3 separate regions of the Homo sapiens genome follow, and all the other regions are linked to region 1. Evidence: chromatin contacts called from ENCODE Hi-C or POLR2A ChIA-PET data. All regions are on one chromosome and are shown on one strand. The core of a region is the stretch at or near the end of the contact, and the rest is flanking DNA. Distances in the headings are between cores, read along the strand shown.

What was found. A loop is a pair of places that touch in the nucleus more often than their neighbours do. ChIA-PET counts read pairs that join two places held with the same protein, here RNA polymerase II (POLR2A). Pooled maps may share reads with other maps.
Region 2: a loop to region 1 is called in a pooled map, with 7 times the contacts of the local background. The contact joins the promoter of CFAP221 here to the promoter of TMEM37 in region 1. A Hi-C loop is called at or near these places in 1 of 168 maps with a recorded cell type or tissue (astrocyte of the cerebellum) and 8 of 50 pooled maps.
Region 3: a loop to region 1 is called in a map with no recorded cell type, with 8 times the contacts of the local background. The contact joins the enhancer-like site here to the promoter of TMEM37 in region 1. A Hi-C loop is called at or near these places in 2 of 37 single-sample maps with no recorded cell type and 3 of 50 pooled maps. POLR2A ChIA-PET finds 5 or more read pairs at or near these places in 2 of 52 experiments (Caco-2 and OCI-LY7).

The regions. Positions count from the first base shown.
Region 1 is chr2:119,430,548-119,433,135 of GRCh38, reverse strand. It overlaps TMEM37 (transmembrane protein 37), which reads right to left and starts at 1,282. Exons shown (of 2, transcript NM_183240.3): 1 at 1,212-1,282. The coding sequence starts at 1,232. RefSeq lists an enhancer at 341-847 and a silencer at 1,131-1,510.
Region 2 is chr2:119,543,158-119,545,745 of GRCh38, reverse strand. It overlaps CFAP221 (cilia and flagella associated protein 221), which reads right to left and starts at 1,297. Exons shown (of 24, transcript NM_001271049.2): 1 at 1,236-1,297. RefSeq lists a silencer at 1,244-1,353.
Region 3 is chr2:119,311,704-119,314,291 of GRCh38, reverse strand. The region is part of intron 4 of C2orf76 (chromosome 2 open reading frame 76); the gene reads left to right. Among named protein-coding and RNA genes, the nearest start is that of C2orf76, 54 kb to the left of the region's middle. RefSeq lists an enhancer at 921-1,020 and a silencer at 2,275-2,334. Within about 2 kb of position 1,296, at least 5 of the 41 ENCODE cell types and tissues checked have a DNase peak (open chromatin) inside an H3K27ac peak, as active enhancers do; they include OCI-LY7, where a contact is called at or near this core.

The DNA.
Region 1 (2,588 bases), core at 33-2,532:
AGCATTCGCTCCCCCATGCCCTGTTTCCAAGTCTCTCTCCCTACATGGGCTGTAAGCTCCTAGAGGGGAGGGACCGCACCTGGTCTGTCCCACCATGCTGCCTGGCCGGGATTCCAGACATCCCCCAGAACAAAGGGGAGGAATTCCCTGCGCCCCATGCCCGGCTTCGCCCAGGTGCCTAGGTCCTGGCTATAGAAGCGGTTTTGGGGGTGTCCTGTGGGTGGGGTTTCTCCCGTTAGGTAAAGGCAGGAGGAGCCAGTGGGATTTGGAGCCAGAAAGCCCTGGGTTTGAATCTTGATTCTGTTCCTTGGCCAGCCACGGAGGGCACCTTACTTCTGAGTCTCGGTTACCTCATCTATACAATGGGCAGAACGGTGTCTACTAGGTCAGTGTTGTGGCTGAGCGTTTGTACACGAAGTCAACGGGCCTCTCTAATCCTGGAGACAGTCCAGCGGATAGACTCTGCAGCGGGCGAGTTGCGCGGAAAGGAAGTTCGCCCGCTGGGCAGCGGTACCGCCACCCACTGACTTCCCTTTGGGGAGCAGCAGGCCCGAGGGAGCGGGTAGGAATGTGTAGGTTCTTAGCCAACATAAACATCGTGCACTACGCTAAGGAGAAGCCAAATCTTCGGAGACACGGGCTTCTTCCCTCGCCAGAGCCTTTCCCTGAGGTGTCCGCGCGACTCAGCAAGTCCACCCCCAGCCCAGCACCCCAAACGCAGCTTTGGGGAGGGAGACGGTCTTCCTAACCTCCACCCCCAGAAAGGTCTAACTTCCCAAGAGACGCATCCTCTGTTACATAAGCCTCACTTTGCAAGTCGATTCTGTCCCTCCACCCCAGACGCGCCTCATTTCTCACAAAGGGGGACCCTTATGGTAAACTGACCAGTAAGTCACTGGTGACACCAAAGAGAAGAAAAATCTTTCCAAATGAAGTTTGGGAGCCTCGGGTGCTTGCAAGGCCGCGAGCAGAAGCAGCCGGAGTCCGCGCCTCGGGAGCAGCTATGTGAGGCAGGCAGGCCCCCCGAGGTTGCTCCCCGCCCAGCCTCCTCCGGACCCAGGTTTGCAACAGGGGGCGGGCACGGGGGGCGCTCGCACCCCCAGCCCGACGCCGGCGCTCGCGGTGGGTACGCCCCTCCCTCCGTCCTCCCACCCCCAACCTCCCACGGCGGGGCAGCACCCCGGGTCAGCGCCCCGCCAGGCGCCGGCTACCTGCACGCCGACGGCAGTCATGCTGCGCCCGGCGGCCGCGCTGCAGCCTCGATCGCTCCAGCTGCTCCGCTGTGGCCGCCGGCGCCAGCCCGGGACTTCTCCGCAGGGGCGGGGCGGCTGCTGGAGGCGGGCGGGGCGGGAGGGGGCGTTCAAAGCTCGGCGATTAACCCCGGGCGGGCTCCGCCAACCCCGCCGCCCTCCGCGGCTCGGATTACGCTGAGTCAGCGAGGGCGGCCGGAGGAGCCCCTGGGGAGCCGCGGGGAGGACCCGGCACTTGGGGGGAGGGATCCCTCGGGTCCCAGGGGAAAGGATCGGGAAGTCACTCCGACGCTCCCGAACCTCCGAGGACAGCTTCGCCTGGGGCGCAGATTCCTCGAGGGCTGGGACGGCGACGAGGGCCTGAGGGTTCGATTCCTGTTCCAGCTTGCTGAGTCCAGCCTCTGGGAACGCGGCAGGGTCCGAAGGGAGGAGGCAGGCGCAGAGGCTCTGCTGCCCTCACTCTGCGGTGTGACCTTGGGCTGCTTGTTTAGCGTCTCGGAGCCTCGGTTAGTAAGGGAAATAATGAATGTGAAAGGTGGGGCTCTTGCCGGGCCCTCGCTGAGTGTGAACGGAGTGGAACTTTTTGGGGCAATCCTACTTGCGTCCCTAAAAGGGGATGTAAAACCCTGTTTCCTCCTGAACTCCTCAGGGACTATTAAAAATGCAAATATGCCAAACAAATGTGGTTATTTTTTCTCCACCTCGATGGGAACTGAGGTCTCTCTTTTTTTTTTTCTGGACGTTGTCTAGCGCTTGTGGCCCAGGCTGGAGTGCAATGACGCGATCACGGCTCACTGCAACCTTCGCCTCCTGGGTTCAAACCCGTTCAAGCGATTCTCCTGCCTCAGCCTCCCGAGTAGCTGGGATTACAAGCGCGCCCCATCAAGCCCTGCTAATTTTTGTATTTTTTAGCAGAGACGGGGGTTTCACCATTTTGGTCAGGCTGGTCTCGAACTCCTGACCTCAGGTGATCCACCGATCTCGGCCTTCCAAAGTGCTAGGATTACAGGCATGAGCCACCGCATCCGGCCGGATCTGAGTTCTTAAAGAGGCAGCACCTAAAAGCTTTTACCGCCAAAAAGGGTGGAGGTGGGAGGAGTGTCCAAGGGCCACAAATTCCAACAGAAAGGCTTCCCTCCCCCCATCCTCAAATGTGGTGGTAAAACAAGGCCCCTCACTAAATGGCACACATTAAATTGTCTGGTTCACTCAGGCAGGCAGCTCCTGGTGACTTTACCCAAAGACAAAGCAACTGCACTCATCTGTTTTCCCCTTTAGAGCCATGTGAGAAAGAGGGGTAGTTACAATTGTCTGTATATCTTCCACTTAGATATTCAT
Region 2 (2,588 bases), core at 48-2,547, 110 kb before region 1:
AGTATTGATGTAAACAGTTAAATAAGACTTCCAAATAAGACTCTTCTTTCAGAGATTTCTCCAAATGAGTTTCTTAGAATATTTGACTATGGAAGCCTTTAACATTTGGAGGCACTGTTTACAGGACACTGGCATTTCAGAGTCACCCTCCTCCATCCCTCTGCTAACAGGGTGATGAGGAGGGGGTGATGAGGAGGTGGTGAAACCTACGGCCAGCCAGGTGCCAGACATGGGGGTATTCCAGCTCTGTGGATCTTGATTCATGTCGAACCCTGTGTCCGATTTGCCTTCCCTTAACACACTCATTTTAAGTTCCACTTTCTTCATGAAGTTCACAGTGATCCCAACACACTTTAACATTCTTTAGCAATCACTGCTTCTATTACTCATTTGGTGTTAATAATTTATAACCCTGTAACAACATTTTACAAATCTCACATTCCCTTATATATTGCACAACTAAATCTCTTAACTTGGGGCCCTTGCGCAGGCCATGGGGCTGGTCGGCGAAGCCTCTGAAATGGAATGTTAATTAGTGTGGATCTTTGTGTGTTTTTTCGGTTTTGTTTTTTCTGGAGAAGACCCATAGCTTCAGACTCCCAAGACGGACAACATCAAGCGACAGGCAGTGAATCTATGAAGGAAGGCGCTTAACAATAACTTTCAGAAAGAAGTTCTCCCCTCCCCTCCCCTCTTCTCCCCTCCCCTCGCACCACCTCTCATAGCATCGCTGAAGGCTGCATGGCCCCCTCCTCACCTGCTTCCCTTCCCTCCAGCCCTTCAACGCCAGCCCTAGGATCAGCCTGCAGCCCGTCTCCTCCCGGAGCCTCACATCCCCTGTGCTTCAGGCAGGCCCAGGAGCCAGGCGGTCTCCACGCCGCCCACACGCCGGCTCGCCCACCGCCCCGGTAGGCCTGGCTCCGGGTCTCACCGCCGCACCCTCGTTCCCTCGCCCCATTCTCTCACCCCGGGCAGGCCCTCTCGCCCCGGCCAAGCGCCTCCTCCCCTCCGCGACCTTTCATTCCACTCCTGCTAAGGGTCAGGGTCGCCCCAGGCCCGCGCACCGCTCCCCCCACCATCCTCAGGTCACCCTCTGGGCCCGACTCTCCTCGGACCCAAGCCGCGGCCGACTTGCGGCTGGACACCACCCGGGGCTCGGTCGCCTCAGCAGCTAGGCTGCGGCGCCCCAGCGGCCGACCCTGGGCCACCCGGGCCCCAGGTCCCTGGCCGCTCACCCTGGAGGTGGTTCCCGGGCCGGATTCGGCCGGCGCCAGCGCCGGCGCCCGCTCGGAGCGTCGCCATGACGACGCGGACGCGCTCCCAGGGCCGGCGGCCGGGCGCGACCAAACGCCCCAGGGCGGGGGAGCCGGGCTGCTGCGGGCCACGACCGGAGGCGGCGGGTGATTCCTGGGAGCTCGGAGCAGTTTGCCGGGCCTGGTCAAGAATAGACAGCGCGACTTATGGCATGGGATACGAATGGATTCCCGAGGGGACATGAGAAAGTTGGAAACACCACACACTGGAACCCTTCAAGAGCGGAGCGCGGGAGAGAAGACGGACGGGGCGGAGCCGCCCGAGCCAGTGGGCGGGGCTTCACCTGACAGGCATCACTCACGACGCCCACTTTCTTGTAGTTTGTTTTACATTTTCTGTTACGGTAAATTTCAAACGTACACAAAGGCAGACCGAAGGGTAAAATAGATCTTCAACACCCAGCTGCAACGATGATCAAATCCTAGCCAATCCTGTTTCATCCGTATCTTTCCCTGACTCCTTGTATTATTTTGAAGAAAATCCCAGATATTTCATCCATAAATATTTCAAAATATACCTCCAAAAGATAAGGATTCTTAAAAAAACCACAATACCTTAAAAATTATAATTTATTAACATCTTCAAATTATCTCATATTTATTTTTAGAGTTTGAATCAGAATTCAAATACAATTTGCAAATTGGAATAGATTGATGTGTCTTTTAGGTCTCTTTTCATCAACAGATTCCTCTTTCATTTCTTTGTTAGTTGTTGCAATTTATTCATTGAAGAAACTGTTTATGTCCTTGATACTGATATTTAGGGGTTGTAAACATGAAACCGTGCCCGCTCCTCTGACCTCCTGCCCTGGTCCATTCCACCCTGCTCATCCATGAATATTATTTTTTTTCAAAGACAGCTTAAGCTTCTCTTTTCCCAGGAACTGTCCTTGTCTCACTCCCTCCTTGTGTGGCTTTGATACTTGCTTGATGTTACTTATGGCTTCATGTTGACGAGAGGCTATAGTAAGAGTCCAGTGAGGGTACCTGTCTTGCCTACATTGCCACTTGTGCTGGATGCGTATATTCCCTCCCTGCTCTTTCCCAATGGGAAATGTTCATTTTTTCCATCTTCCCATTCTCCAATTCCTCTCTGTCCCCTACCATTATTACTTACTAAAAATCTCCCCATCTTTCAAGGCTAGCTGTAGATAAGGTCTCCTCTCCTCCCCACCCTCCTTCTAACCCACCAGTCCGGAAAGACTCTTTCCCTCCTCTGGGCTTCCATAACCCTCTGTTCCACTATCTTTATATTGCACCCAACATGATTCATGT
Region 3 (2,588 bases), core at 47-2,546, 120 kb after region 1:
GGGTCCTGGGTACAGGGCAGGGGGTTTATTACACTATTCTGTATCTATTGTATATTTGAAATTCTCCACGATGAAAAATTCAAAAAATGAAATTCTTAAAAATATTTGAAGAGAACAGGGAATTTAAAAAATCTTGGCGTGAAGAAGGGCTTTCTAAATATGACAGAAAACTGAGAAACGATATGAGATTGATACATTTTACTTCATTCACTAACTTATTTATTCCACGAAAATTCATTTAACACCTTCTATGTAAAAAAAAAAAAAAAAAAAAAAACCACTGAGAAAAGCAAGGAACAAATGAAAAGTGGGGGAAATTTTTCTAACTTACAGAAAAGGCCGAATTTCCTTAGCATGTGAAGATGCTCTAGACTCTACAATTCTATTGGAAAAATTAGCCTACAATTCCATTAAAAAATAGAAAATATTCAGAACTTTAAGCATAATAAAATACAAATTAAGACTATACTTAATCCACACCTGTCAGATTGGCAAGGATCAGAAGGCTTTGCTAATATACTGTGTTGGGAGGGTGTGGGAAACAGGTCCTCTCAGTGGTCCCAGTCCTCTCTGGAGAACTAGATAGCTGGTGGATGGGGATTGGAAGGAGACTGACTTTTCACTTTCTATTCATATATGCTTGGAGAACTTTGTATAATGAGTAGATATTACTTATTCTTTGTTTTTTGTTTTTTTGAGACACAATCTCACTCTGTTGCTCAGGCTGGAGTGCAGTGGCATGAACACAGCTCACTGCAACCTCTACCTCCCAGGATCAAGATATCCTCCTGCTTCAGCCTCCTGAGTATCTAGTAGTATAGATGTGTGCCACCACACCCAGCTAATTAAATAAAACTTTTTTTTTTTGTAGAGATCGGGTCTTGCTATCTTGCTCAGGCTGGTCTCAAACTCCTGGGCTCAAACAGTCCTCTTGCCTTGGCCTCCCAAAGTGCTGGGATTACAGACTGTATTACCTATTCTAAAATGATTTTTTGAGTAAAGTATTTTTTCTTTTAATCTGTATGCTCTGGAGTTTTAAGCCCCTGTGCTCTGCAGTGAATGAGGTCCATAAACCCTGCGTGGCTTGGGCTTCTGATTTGGCTGCTGAGAGGCCTTTCTGTTGACTCTCTGTCTCAGCTGTATTCTACAAATAGAATATGTTGCTAAACAGGTGTGTTCTGGTTGACAAGTAGTGCTGTGTGCCACTAGTGGTTATCTCTTTGTGCTATTTAGGGGCAGATAGCAACTTTTTTTTTTTTTTTTTTGAATGGAGTCTTGCTCTGTCGCCCAGGCTGGAGCGCAGTAGTGCAATATCAGCTCACTGTAAGCTCTGCCTCCCAGGTTCATGCCATTCTCCTGCCTCAGCCTCCTGAGTAGCTGGGACTACAGGCACCTGCCACCGCTCCCGGCTAATTTTTTTGTATTTTTAATAGAGACGGGGTTTTACCATGTTAGCCAGGATGGTCTCGATCTCCTGACCTTGTGATCTGCCTGCCTCGGCCTGCCAAAGTGCTGGGATTACAGGCATGAGCCACCGCACCCAGTCAATAGCAAGTTTAAATTTTCACTTGTATTTATGAGTCTCACTGGATTTGTAAATATCACTGGAGAGCACTCTCATTTACCCCCACCCCAAATCACATAGAGAAATATTCCAATTAATGTGACATGGAACCAGATGTTTTTTAGCTTGGGCAAGGTTTTTAGATATGTGGACTTCTGGCCGTTTGAAGTATACTTGTGGCCAGGTGTGGTGGCTCATGCCTGTAATACCAGTATTTTGGGAGGCCAAGGTCAGAGGATCACTTGACCTCAGGAGTTTGAGACGAGCCTGGGCAAGATAGTGAGACCCCGTCTCTACTAAAAATAAAAAAAATTAGCCAGGCTTGGCGGCACATGTATGCAGTCCCAGCTACTCAGGAGGCTGGAGATGGGAGGATTGCTTGAGCCTTGGAGACTGAGGTTGTAGTGAGCCATAATCACGCCACTGCACTCCAGCCTAGGTGACAGAGTGAGACCCTGTCTCGAAAAACAAAACGAAAAAAGGAAGTATACTTGCTTCTCTCAGAAGTCGGACTGGCCAGAGCTGGAAGCTCAGCTCTGTCGCTGACCAGGTGAGGATGGCAGAAGATGATGATGATGATGCAGCAAAAGAACAGTGACAGCTAAGAGAGAGTGCTCACCCTGCGGCCGGCACTGCTGAGGGTTTATATGCCCCATCCTGTCACCCTTACCACAGGTGATGAGGAAGGGGCCTCTCCTCCCCTTTTCTACCAATGAGGAAATCGAGTCCTAGAGAGGTTGTGTAGCTTGTTGAGAACACACAGCTGGGTGCTGGTGGAGTCTGGATTTGCATCCTGATCTGACTTCACGCCCATGCCACAGAACTGTCCCCACTGCTTTATGTGGTGCGTGAGCTCGGCAGGACCTCACTGTGCCTCTGTTCACTGCCCTCATTACGGCCAGGGCAGTGGAATCTACTTAGATTATTGCTGTGCTCAGAGTTACAACTCTGTGTCTTTGAGAAGTCTCACCAAACAAACCCATGTAAGTACTGATAAAATGCAGATTTTCTTTTTTTTTTTTAG